Linked DNA regions of Homo sapiens: region 1 is linked to region 2. Evidence: chromatin loops called from intact Hi-C (ENCODE). Cell type or tissue: PC-9. All regions are shown on one strand.

What was found. Peaks named below come from ENCODE experiments on the same cell type or tissue, not always from the same donor. Only the 100,000 strongest peaks of a DNase experiment are listed, where the experiment ranks them.
Region 1: a loop joins it to region 2, with 18 times the contacts of the local background. A loop is called at or near these places in 15 of 110 quality-filtered maps.

The regions. Positions count from the first base shown.
Region 1 is chr15:33,991,930-33,996,929 of GRCh38, reverse strand. The region is part of intron 2 of AVEN (apoptosis and caspase activation inhibitor); the gene reads left to right. All of the region lies in intron 1 of CHRM5 (cholinergic receptor muscarinic 5), which reads right to left. Among named protein-coding and RNA genes, the nearest start is that of CHRM5, 26 kb to the right of the region's middle. In PC-9, a CTCF peak has its summit at 2,737 (motif pointing right); no DNase peak of the experiment used is centred here.
Region 2 is chr15:33,732,735-33,737,734 of GRCh38, reverse strand. RYR3 (ryanodine receptor 3) reads right to left here. Exons shown (of 104, transcript NM_001036.6): 49 at 1,410-1,500. Among named protein-coding and RNA genes, the nearest start is that of CHRM5, 230 kb to the left of the region's middle. In PC-9, a CTCF peak has its summit at 1,880 (motif pointing left); no DNase peak of the experiment used is centred here.

The DNA of each region.
Region 1 (5,000 bases), 260 kb before region 2:
CGAACAGCCTCCTTTAGCTGGGAGAAGTTTGTTATTACCAGCCTTCCGAAGCCTACTTCTGTCAGCTCATCAAAGTCATTCTCCATCCAGCTTTGTTCTCTTGCTAGCGAGGAGCTGCGTTCCTTTGGAGGACAAGAGGCGCTCTGGTTTTTAGAATTTTCAGCTTTTCTGCTCTGGTTTCTCCCCATCTTTGTGGTTTTATCTACCTTTGGTCTTTGATGCTGGTGACCTACAGATGGGGTTTTGGTGTGGATGTCCTTTTTGTTGATGTTGATGCTATTCCTTTCTGTTTGTTAGTTTTCCTTCTAACAGTCAGGTCCCTCAGCTGCAGGTCTGTTGGAGTTTGTGGGAGGTCCACTCCAGGCCCTGTTTGCCTGGGTATCACCAGCGGAGGCTGCAGAACAGCAAATATTGCAGGACAGCAAATGTTGCTGCCTGATCCTTCCTCTGGAAGCTTCGTCCCAGAGGGGCACCCGCCTGTATGAGGTGTCAGTCGGCCCCTACTGGGAGTTGTCTCCCAGTTAGGCTACATGGGGTTCAGGGACCCACTTGAGGAGGCAGTCTGTCGGTTCTCAGAACTCAAACACTGTGCTGGGAGAACCACACCTCTCTTCAGAGCTGTCAGACAGGGACGTTTAAGTCTGCAGAAGTTTCTGCTGCCGTTTGTCCAGCTATGCCCTGCCCCCAGGGGTGGGGTCTACAGAGGCAGCAGGCCTTGCTAAGCTGCAGTGGGCTCTGTCCACTTCAAGCTTCCCCAGCCACAATGTTTACCTACTCGAGTCTCAGCAATGGCAGACGCCCCTCCCCCTGCCAGGCTGCTGCCTCACAGGTCTATCTCAGACTGCTGCGCTAGCAGTGAGCAAGGCTGTGTGGGTGTGGGACCCACCTAGCCATGTGTGGGATATACTCCTGGTGTGCCATTTGCTAAGACTGTTGGAAAAGCGCAGTATTTGGGCGGAAGTGTCCAGATTTTCCAGGTACAGTCTGTCATGGCTTCCCTTGGCTAGGAAAGGGAAATCCCCTGACCCCTTGCGCTTCCAGGGTGAGGCAGCGCCCCGCCCCGCTTCAGCTCGCCCTCCGTGGCCTGCACCCACTGTCCAACCAGTCCGAATGAGATGAACCAGGTACCTCAGTTGGAAATGCAGAAATCACTGTCTTCTGCATTGATCACGCTGGGAGCTGCAGCAGCATTTTAAAAACCCAAATGATATAATGTCCCACTAATGGCTTATGACCTGCAGTTTGGTGTGGTCTGAAGCATCTGATTCATTTAGTCATTTCAGTAACTTCGAAAAATGTCTGAGCAGAAACTCTTTAGTTTAATTAGGTCCCACCTGTCAATTTTTGGTTTTGTTGCAATTGCTTTTGAGGACTTAAGGACTCAAAAGTTTTCCCTTGGTATCCAAGAGGGATGGTTTCAGGACGCCTGTGGATACCAAAATCTAGGAATGCTAAGTCTCTGATATAAAATGGCAAAATATTTGCATATAACCTATGCAAAAAGTATAGATACCTTCCTTTATATACTTTAAATCATCTTTAAATCACTTATAATATCTAATGCAATGTAAGTGCTATGTAAAGTTATACTGTATTATTTTTTATTTGTATTTTTATTGTTGTATTGTTATTTTAAAATAATTTTCTTTATTCATTTATTTTTAGAGAGACAGGGTTTTCCTCTGTCACCCAGGCTGGAGTGCAGTGGCATGATCATAGCTCACTGCAGCCTTGACCTCCTGGGCTCAAGCAATCCTCCTGCCCCAGCCTCCTGAGTAGGTGGGACTATAGAGGTGTGCCACCCACACCTGGCTGATTTCTTCATTTTTTTGTAGAGACAGGACCTTGCTGTGTTGCCCAGGCTGGTCTTGAATTCCTGGTCTCAAGTGATCCTCTCTCTTTGGCCTCCCAAAGTGCTGAGATTACAGGTGTGAGCCACTGTGCCTGGCCAGTATTATTATTTTTTATTTTTAAAAAATATTTTTGATCTATGGTTGGTTAAATCTACCAATGTGGATGGTTGCCTGTATGTTATTTTTTTCTTCCCAAATTAGCTGGACCTCTGGTCCAATTCTCAAATGTTATTTGGAAGATAGACCTTTATCTAAGAGTACACCTTTATCTAAGAGTAGAGAATATAGAACTTCAAGAGTAGAGAATATAGCTTAACATATATTCTCTAAGTAGATTTCCATTGTAACAGTGAATTTTTGAAGACTTGTAATTAAAAAGTGAATTTCTATTTCACACACACTGTATGTATATGTCGATGCTCACTTTGGAAGATAGTTTGCCATTTTCTGATAAAACTGAAGATCTAGCACTTTCACCCTTAAAGGATACTCTAGAGCAGAGGTCCCCAACCTTTTTGGCACCAGGGACCGGTTTTGTGGAAGACAATTTTTCCACAGACCAGGGTGAGGATGACGGTTTCAGGATGATTCAAGCGTGTTACATTTATTATGTGCTTTATTTCTATTATTATTACATTGTGATATGTAGTGAAATAATTATACAACTCACCATAATGTAGACTCAATGGGAGTCCTAAGCTTGTTTTCTTGCAACTGGATGGTCCCATCTGGGAATGATGGGAGACTGACAGATCATCAGGCCTTAGATTCTCATAAGGAGCGTGCAACCTGGATCCCTTGCATGTGCAGTTCACAATAGGGTTTGGCTCCTATGAGAATCGAATGCTGCTGCTGATCTGACAGGAGGTGGCGCTCAGGCACTAATGCAAGCAGTAGGGAGTGGCTGTAAATAGAGAAGAATCTGCTCACTTGCCCACCACTCACCTCCTGCTATGCAGCCCGGTTCCTAACAAGCCACAGACCGGTACTGATCCATGGTCTGGGGGTGGGGGACCCCCTGTTCTAGAGAAACTCCAGCACGTGTGTGCCCAAATGTTCACAGCTGTATGTTCAGAAGAGCCTCAGATGGAAGCAACGCAAATATTCATTAATAGTGGAATGAATACTTAAATAAGTGGATGAATCTTTTCAACATAGCATGAAGTAAAAGAAACATGCCCACAGAATTCGTTAGTATGATTCTATTATATAAAGTTCAAACACAGGAAAAAAAAACCCTATTTTTTAAGGATGTATATTTAAATACTAAAGTGACAATCAAGGAAATGATTATTCCAGATATCATGATTGCGGTCACCTCTAGTGGGGAGATGAGGTGTAATGATTGAGGAGGGCCCGGTAGCAGGTGTGGTGTTGGCAGTATTCTATTTCCTGGCCTGGATGATTGTTATTTATGTTGGTTTAATAATTATTCTATAAGCTCATATGTATTATCAATTTTTTATTTTACAGATCTCTTTATAAAAGGAATAAAACTCTTTAAAAGTGGATTTCTAATGGTAAAATTTCTGTTACCACCATAGAGGTGGGAACCATTTTTGGAGAGGCAGCCCTTTCCAGCCTGCCTCCTTCCACTTGTGCCACACGGGCATTGCCTGCTCTGTTTGTTTCTGACCACTGACAGTGACACTCTCATTTTTATTAGTGGTGGATATGGGAAAGGGGACGGTTGTTCAAAGTCATACTTTTTCTGGTAAGATTGTGAGTCTTTAGGTGTCTTTGTAGAACTCTTTCTGTTAGTCTCTGAAAGAGATAATCATGCCTTTGGCTTTTCTTTTTGAACAGTATTCTTGGCAGTTCTAAGTTACGTTTCAAGAGCTTTGAAAATGGCACCCCACTCTTACCTTCAAACGTAAAAAGTAAGATCTATGAGAAATTTCTTCTGCCCTTCATTTTTTTTCCCCAAAAGTCAAATCATTGAATTCATGCAATATGCATTGTCTGTTCCTTTCAAGATGTCACAGATAGCCAGAGTTAGAAAAATGTTTAACAGTGTGAGCAGAATGCACTGGATCAATATTGAAGAAAACGTGGGGAAAATATTATGTGCAAGTCTGTAAACACTATTTTTAGAGATACAAATAAAAACGAAATAACCAGACTGCAGTTTGGTCAGTATAGTTGTTGTCTGTGCATATTTTTGCTTAAAACTATTATATATTTTCTTCAATTTAATTTTATGAAAAGCTATTTTGGGTAGGAAATTTTAATTGTAATGACATTGGAATTTCTTCCCTCCTCTGTTCCTTGTGCCAACAATTAGACTGAAGGGAAAAGAAAGGATATTACTCTAGCAGCCTGTACTTTTAAATTAAACCTCGAACCTTTTCTTTCCATGAGGCAACAAGACAGTTTTATTTGTCCTCATTGATTCAGCTCATTTTTTTCCCTCTTCTTGTATGGTATATAGTTTGTGCCAATATAGTCTCATATTACAAAGGCAATATAGTAGAAGAAGATTCTTCCCTTTGATATTTAAAACATCTGAAATAACACAAACAGAACTATAAATTAAAAAATTTGTTCTGGCTGACAGGGCTAAAAAAATTTTCAATTGGATAACCAAAAAAATAAAAACAAGGAAAACTCCGATAACAAAAAAACTTTTCCTTGTAGCTGAATATTGAATATTGGGCCTAATTTGATTTTCTTTTTTCTTTTTTTTTGAGACGGAGTCCTGATCTGTCGCGCAGGCTGGAGTGCAGTGGCGCAATCTCGGCTCACTGCAAGCTCCGCCCCCCGGGCTGACGCCATTCTCCTCCCTCAGCCTCCCGAGTAGCTGGGACTACAGGTGCCCGCCACCACGCCCAGCTAACTGTTTTGTATTTTTTTAGTAGAGACGGGGTTTCACCTTGTTAGCCAGGATGGTCTCAAATCTTCTGACTTCGTGATCCCCCTGCCTTGGCCTCCCAGAGTGCTGGGATTACAGGCGTGAACCATCGCGCCCGGCCTGATTTTCTTTTTAAAAACCTTCAAAAGATAAGAGCAGAATTTGTGTGCTAAACTGCTAGTCTCCAGCGCCATTTTGTGTTTTCTGTTGTTTTGAAGCAATTCTTTGTTTTTGCTGGTCCAGCTGCATCATTTTCATCATCCTGAACTATCATTTTCCTGCCCTGAAGTTGTGCA
Region 2 (5,000 bases):
GCAGAGGAAGCAATACCAAATTAAGATGGTAATACTTTAACTATGGTTTTCAGTTAAAGTATTTTTTTGAGATGAAAACTGGGGCTGCTAGAGAGTAGAATTAGCCCTTGGAGGACTGTGGAATCTCTAAGAACATACAAACTGTTTTCTGCCTGGCATGAAGACAGGGGATTGAACTAAAGCCCTCTGGGAATTCTTGTTAGCACAGTAAAATGCTGCCTGAAATGCTCGCTTGGACTATAAAGGAAAGTGCTGTTAAAATCATTAGGTAGGATTTTCAGGTGTGGCTAGCCATTGCTAACACTTTTGCATATGGGAATATGGCAGGTGCCTCAGAGATAAAAGGTAAAAAACACTGTCTGCTTGGGTGGATGACTGATTCTGGTGTCCTCCCACCAGGCCCAGATGCCTCTAGTGATAAAATATTTGTAATTTATGAGAAAACCAGAAACAAGACAATAAAAAAAAGGGAAGGCCAGGCATGGTGGTTCACACCTGCTGTAATCCCAGCACTTTGGGAGACTGAGGAGGGAGGGTTGCTTGAACTCGGGAGCTCAAGGTTGCAGTAAGCCGTGGCTGTGCCACTGCACTCAAGTGTGAGTACAAGAGCGAGACTCTGTCTCAAAAAAATAATAATAAAAGAGAGGGGTCTGTGGTCTTTTTGTTAAGAAAGAGAGCCAGGCACAGTAGCTCATACCTGTAATCCCAGCACTTTGGGAGGCTGAGGCAGGTAGATCACTTGAGGTCAGGAGTTTGAGACCAGCCTGGCCAACATGGTGAAACCCCATCTCTACTAAAAAACAAACAAACACACAAAAATTAGCTGGGCATAGTAGCATGTGCCTCTAGTCCCAGCTACTCAGGAGGCTGAGGCAGGAGAATTGCTTGAACCTGGGAGGTAGAGGTTGCAGTGAGCTGAGATCTCACCACTGCACTTCAGCCTGGGTGACAGAGCAAGACTCCATCTCATTTAAAAAAAAAGTAGAAAACAAACAAACAAAAAAGATTTCTTACAAAGAAGAAAAGCACAAAACAGTATGGAATAGAAAAGGGACATTTTAATCAATTTAATGAAAAACCACAGGGCCTTCAAAGCTTTTTGAGATGAACACAATCTGAAAACCTAATTACATTGGGGAAGCACAAAATCTAAGTCCTCGTATTAAATGCAGCTAAATATCAAGCAGTCAGTGGAAAGCAGTTAAAGAAAATTGGAGCAATTTTCTTCAACCTCGGCATTCAAGAAAGGACTTGGTTTTGTGGGATCTATCTTGTTAGCTAACCATCAACTTAAGGGAGTAAAACCCATTTAGCATGTATTTTTCCTTCTAAATTGTGAAGACATCACATATTACAAGGCAAGTTTCCTGTGCAATAGACTGTATTTCTGTAACAATAGTGATGTTTACCTTGAGAGGCATTTTGCAGTATTCATTGAGTTGCGGCACATCAAAAACGAGGCGTCGCAGGAGTTGCTGTAACATGGAAGGCCTCAAGTGACTGCAGTATGAAATGACAAACGTAGATAAATAAAATGAAAACATAATAATAAAGGAGGAATGAAAGAAACACTGAACAATAAGCATATTACAGCCAAGCCTCAAAACAGCTCCTAATACACAAGATCTCGGATAAACAAGAGTAGATGATGAAACACTTGAAAAGAGTACAGTTAAAATTCAGAAAAAGAGTGCTAATGAATTGGGATACCCGAAGTGGAATTCTAATTGCTATGTGACAAAATGTTCTAGGATATATGCATACTCAAAATATAGTCACTGATTATGTGCAAAGAATATAACAGAAAGAAGGTGCAGTTCATTTTCTAGTCATCTCTAAGGTCCCCTGAACTCTGCAGAGGGAGAAACTGGCGTTGAGCAGCTGCACAGGTGGAATCTGAGGCCACCTACTGGTGCGATTTGAAGAGAACTTTAAAGCCCTCCGCCTTATGATCTGGGCCATGAAATTCTCACTACTGGAATCATTTGTTTGGGGTAAGGCTTTGTTCTCAAAACAACTCCGTTAATAGGCAAACACAGTAACTATTTAAAGAATAATCTATCAAATTACAGAGTTCATGGCACAAATAAATTTTGAGGTAGAGAAAGGAGAGATAAGCAACACGAATTTTGCTTTTTTTACATTGCCAAACTTTAAAAAAAACCTAGTGGAACCTATGGTTTTCTCCAGAGAAAGGTGTACACACATAAACACAATTTGGTATATAAGTTCAGCTCATGAATCCCTGGATTTTTTCCACTATTGCCTAAGGAGCTAAGGAGGTAAAGCTGACACCCCTTTGTTAAATGTTGGAATGCCAGGGAAGAAATCCTTGGAGCATCTACAATAAGAAGGATGTATGCAGATGGAGAACAAAAGTCGTCTGTTTCACAACTGTTTCTGGAGCTGGCCTTGTGATAAAAAGCCCCAGGGTGAAAATACACAGCAAGTAAGTAGCCTTGTCTCAGAATCCAATAGTTAGAATGCAAAAATCACTCAATGTTTCAATTATTCAGCTAATTAGCAATTGTCACCTAAGATTCACTAACTTGAATACAAAGAGTGCAATAAGTCTGTAATTCTGTGAATTCCTGACTTATTAAAATAAACAATGAAAAAACCTAGTTAAGTATCAGTTTGCCTGCTACATCTAGAGCTCAAGTGATCAAGAAGAAAAGCTCTAAAAGTACAGTAATAGGGGCTGTGAGCTCTACTTTTTGTTTGATGTAAAATTCCAATTTCTCGGCCAGGCGCGGTGGCTCACGCCTGTAATCTCAGCACTTCGAGAGATCAAGGTGGGGTGATCACCTGAGGTCAGGAGTTCGAGACCAGCCTGGCTAACATGGTGAAGCCCTTTTTCTACTAAAAATACAAAAAATTAGCCAGGCGTGGTGGCGGGTGCCTATAGTCCCAGCTACTTAGGAGGCTGAGGCAGGAGAATTGTGTGAACCTGGGAGGCGGAGTTTGCAGAGAGTGGAGATGGCACCACTGCACTCCAACCTGGGCGACAGAGCGAGACTCTGTCTCAAAAAAAAAAAAAAAAAAAGAAAAAAAAATCGAATTTCTCCAAAGTCTGATTCTTTAGAAATATTTGCAGCTCAAATCAGTCTCACCAATGCGACTTTGTTATTAGGAAACAGCTTATGTTGGGAGGCAGGGGTCCTTGGTTGATGTGGTTTCTAAAATACACCTGGAGTTCAGCTCCAGCAAAAGGTGGAACACGATCGCAGCTGTTATTGATGCATTACCAACCAATTACAAATTAAAGCTGATGGAAACGATTTCTTTTTGTGTAAACTCATTATTTACTCCATTTTCTACCGTTAAGAAAATAGAGGCTCATAAAAACAAATAATGGGGCATTAATCTTCCTTTTGAAGCGGCAAAGTGCAAAACCTAGGTACCTTATTAATTCCTGGAGGTTAATTGGTGTGTCCACTGAAATTTGTCTCTCTTGAAAGATCAAAAATATTCTAATTAGCTTAATTGTCTGCCAGTTATCATAAAAATCTTGTGTTGAATGAAGCAGTAACATAATATTAGGCCTGGTTTGGGAAGGAGATCTCTGGGAGAAAACCCTTTTTGGGGCCTGGGTCGAGGCCTCCTTCCCATCAACCAGCCTTTACTCCCCACCCCAAGAAAATAATACCATGCAATGACACAGCTTGTTCCATAAAGCAGTTAAAGCCTGTAGGCCTTAGACAATACAAAGACAGTAGATACAGCTTAATTTTAAAAAGCATTTTAAACATAGTGATCATTGTTATATTTGAAATATAAGCATGAGATTATCCTTTTTACAACATTTTAAAACTGTTTTGTAACAGGCTTTATTTTTCAGAGCAGTTTTCGGTTCACAGCAAAATTGAGCAAAGGGTACTCAGAGTTCTCATATATCCCTGGCCCCATACAGGCACAGCCTTCCCCATTATCATTATCCCTCACCAGTGGCACATTTGTGACAACTGATAAACTTATATTGAAACATCGTTATCACCCAAATTTCATAATTTACATTAGGGTTCACTCTTGGTGTTGTACATTCTATTGGTTTGGACAAGTATTTAATGACATACATCCATCATTATACTGTTTCCACTGCCCTAAAAATTCTCTGTGCTCAGCCTGTTCATCTCTCCCTCCCCCAACCCCTGACACCACTGATCTTTTCACTGTTTCCTTAGCTTTGCCTTTTCCGGAAAGCCATATAGTTGGAATCATACAGCATGTAGCCTTTTCGGATTAGCTTCTTGCACTTAGTAATATGGGTTTAAGGTTCCTCTATGTATTTTCATTGCTTGATAGCTCATTTCTTTTTAGCACTGAATAAATTCCATGGTCTGATGTACCACAGTTTATTTATCCATTCGCCCACTCAGAAACATCTTGATTGCTCCCAAGTTTTGGCAATTATGAATAAAGCTGCTACAAGCATCTGCATACAGGTTTTTGTATGGACATAAGTTTCCAACTCATTTGGGTAAAAAAACCAAGGAGTAAGATAGTTGAATCATATAGTTAAGAGTATATTTAGTTTTGTAAGAAACTGACAAACTACTTTCCAAAGTGACTATACCATTGTCACTCCCACCAGCAATGAATGACAGTTCCTGTTGTTCCACATCCTTGCCAGCATTTGGTGTTGTCAGTGTTCTGCATTTTGGCCATTCTGATATGTGTGTAGTGCTATCTCATTGCTGAGATTACCTTTTGGTGTGATGTTCTACTCACATCGATGTGAGGACCGATGAGTTTTTTTTTCCAGGTAGCCCTAGCTCCCCAATGCATAGTAATTTCATCTGTGATTAGAAAAGAACTCATTCAACAAGAAATCAAGACCATACTCAGCTGGCCCCTAAAGGGGGAAGGCTGTTGATCCTCTCTCTGGAGTGCCCTACAGCAGTGATTCCTAATCTGGACTACATATTGGAATCACTTGGGAAGCTTCAAAAGCCAGAATCTTGGGTCCCATCCCTAACAGTTTTGACTTTTTGGGCTCG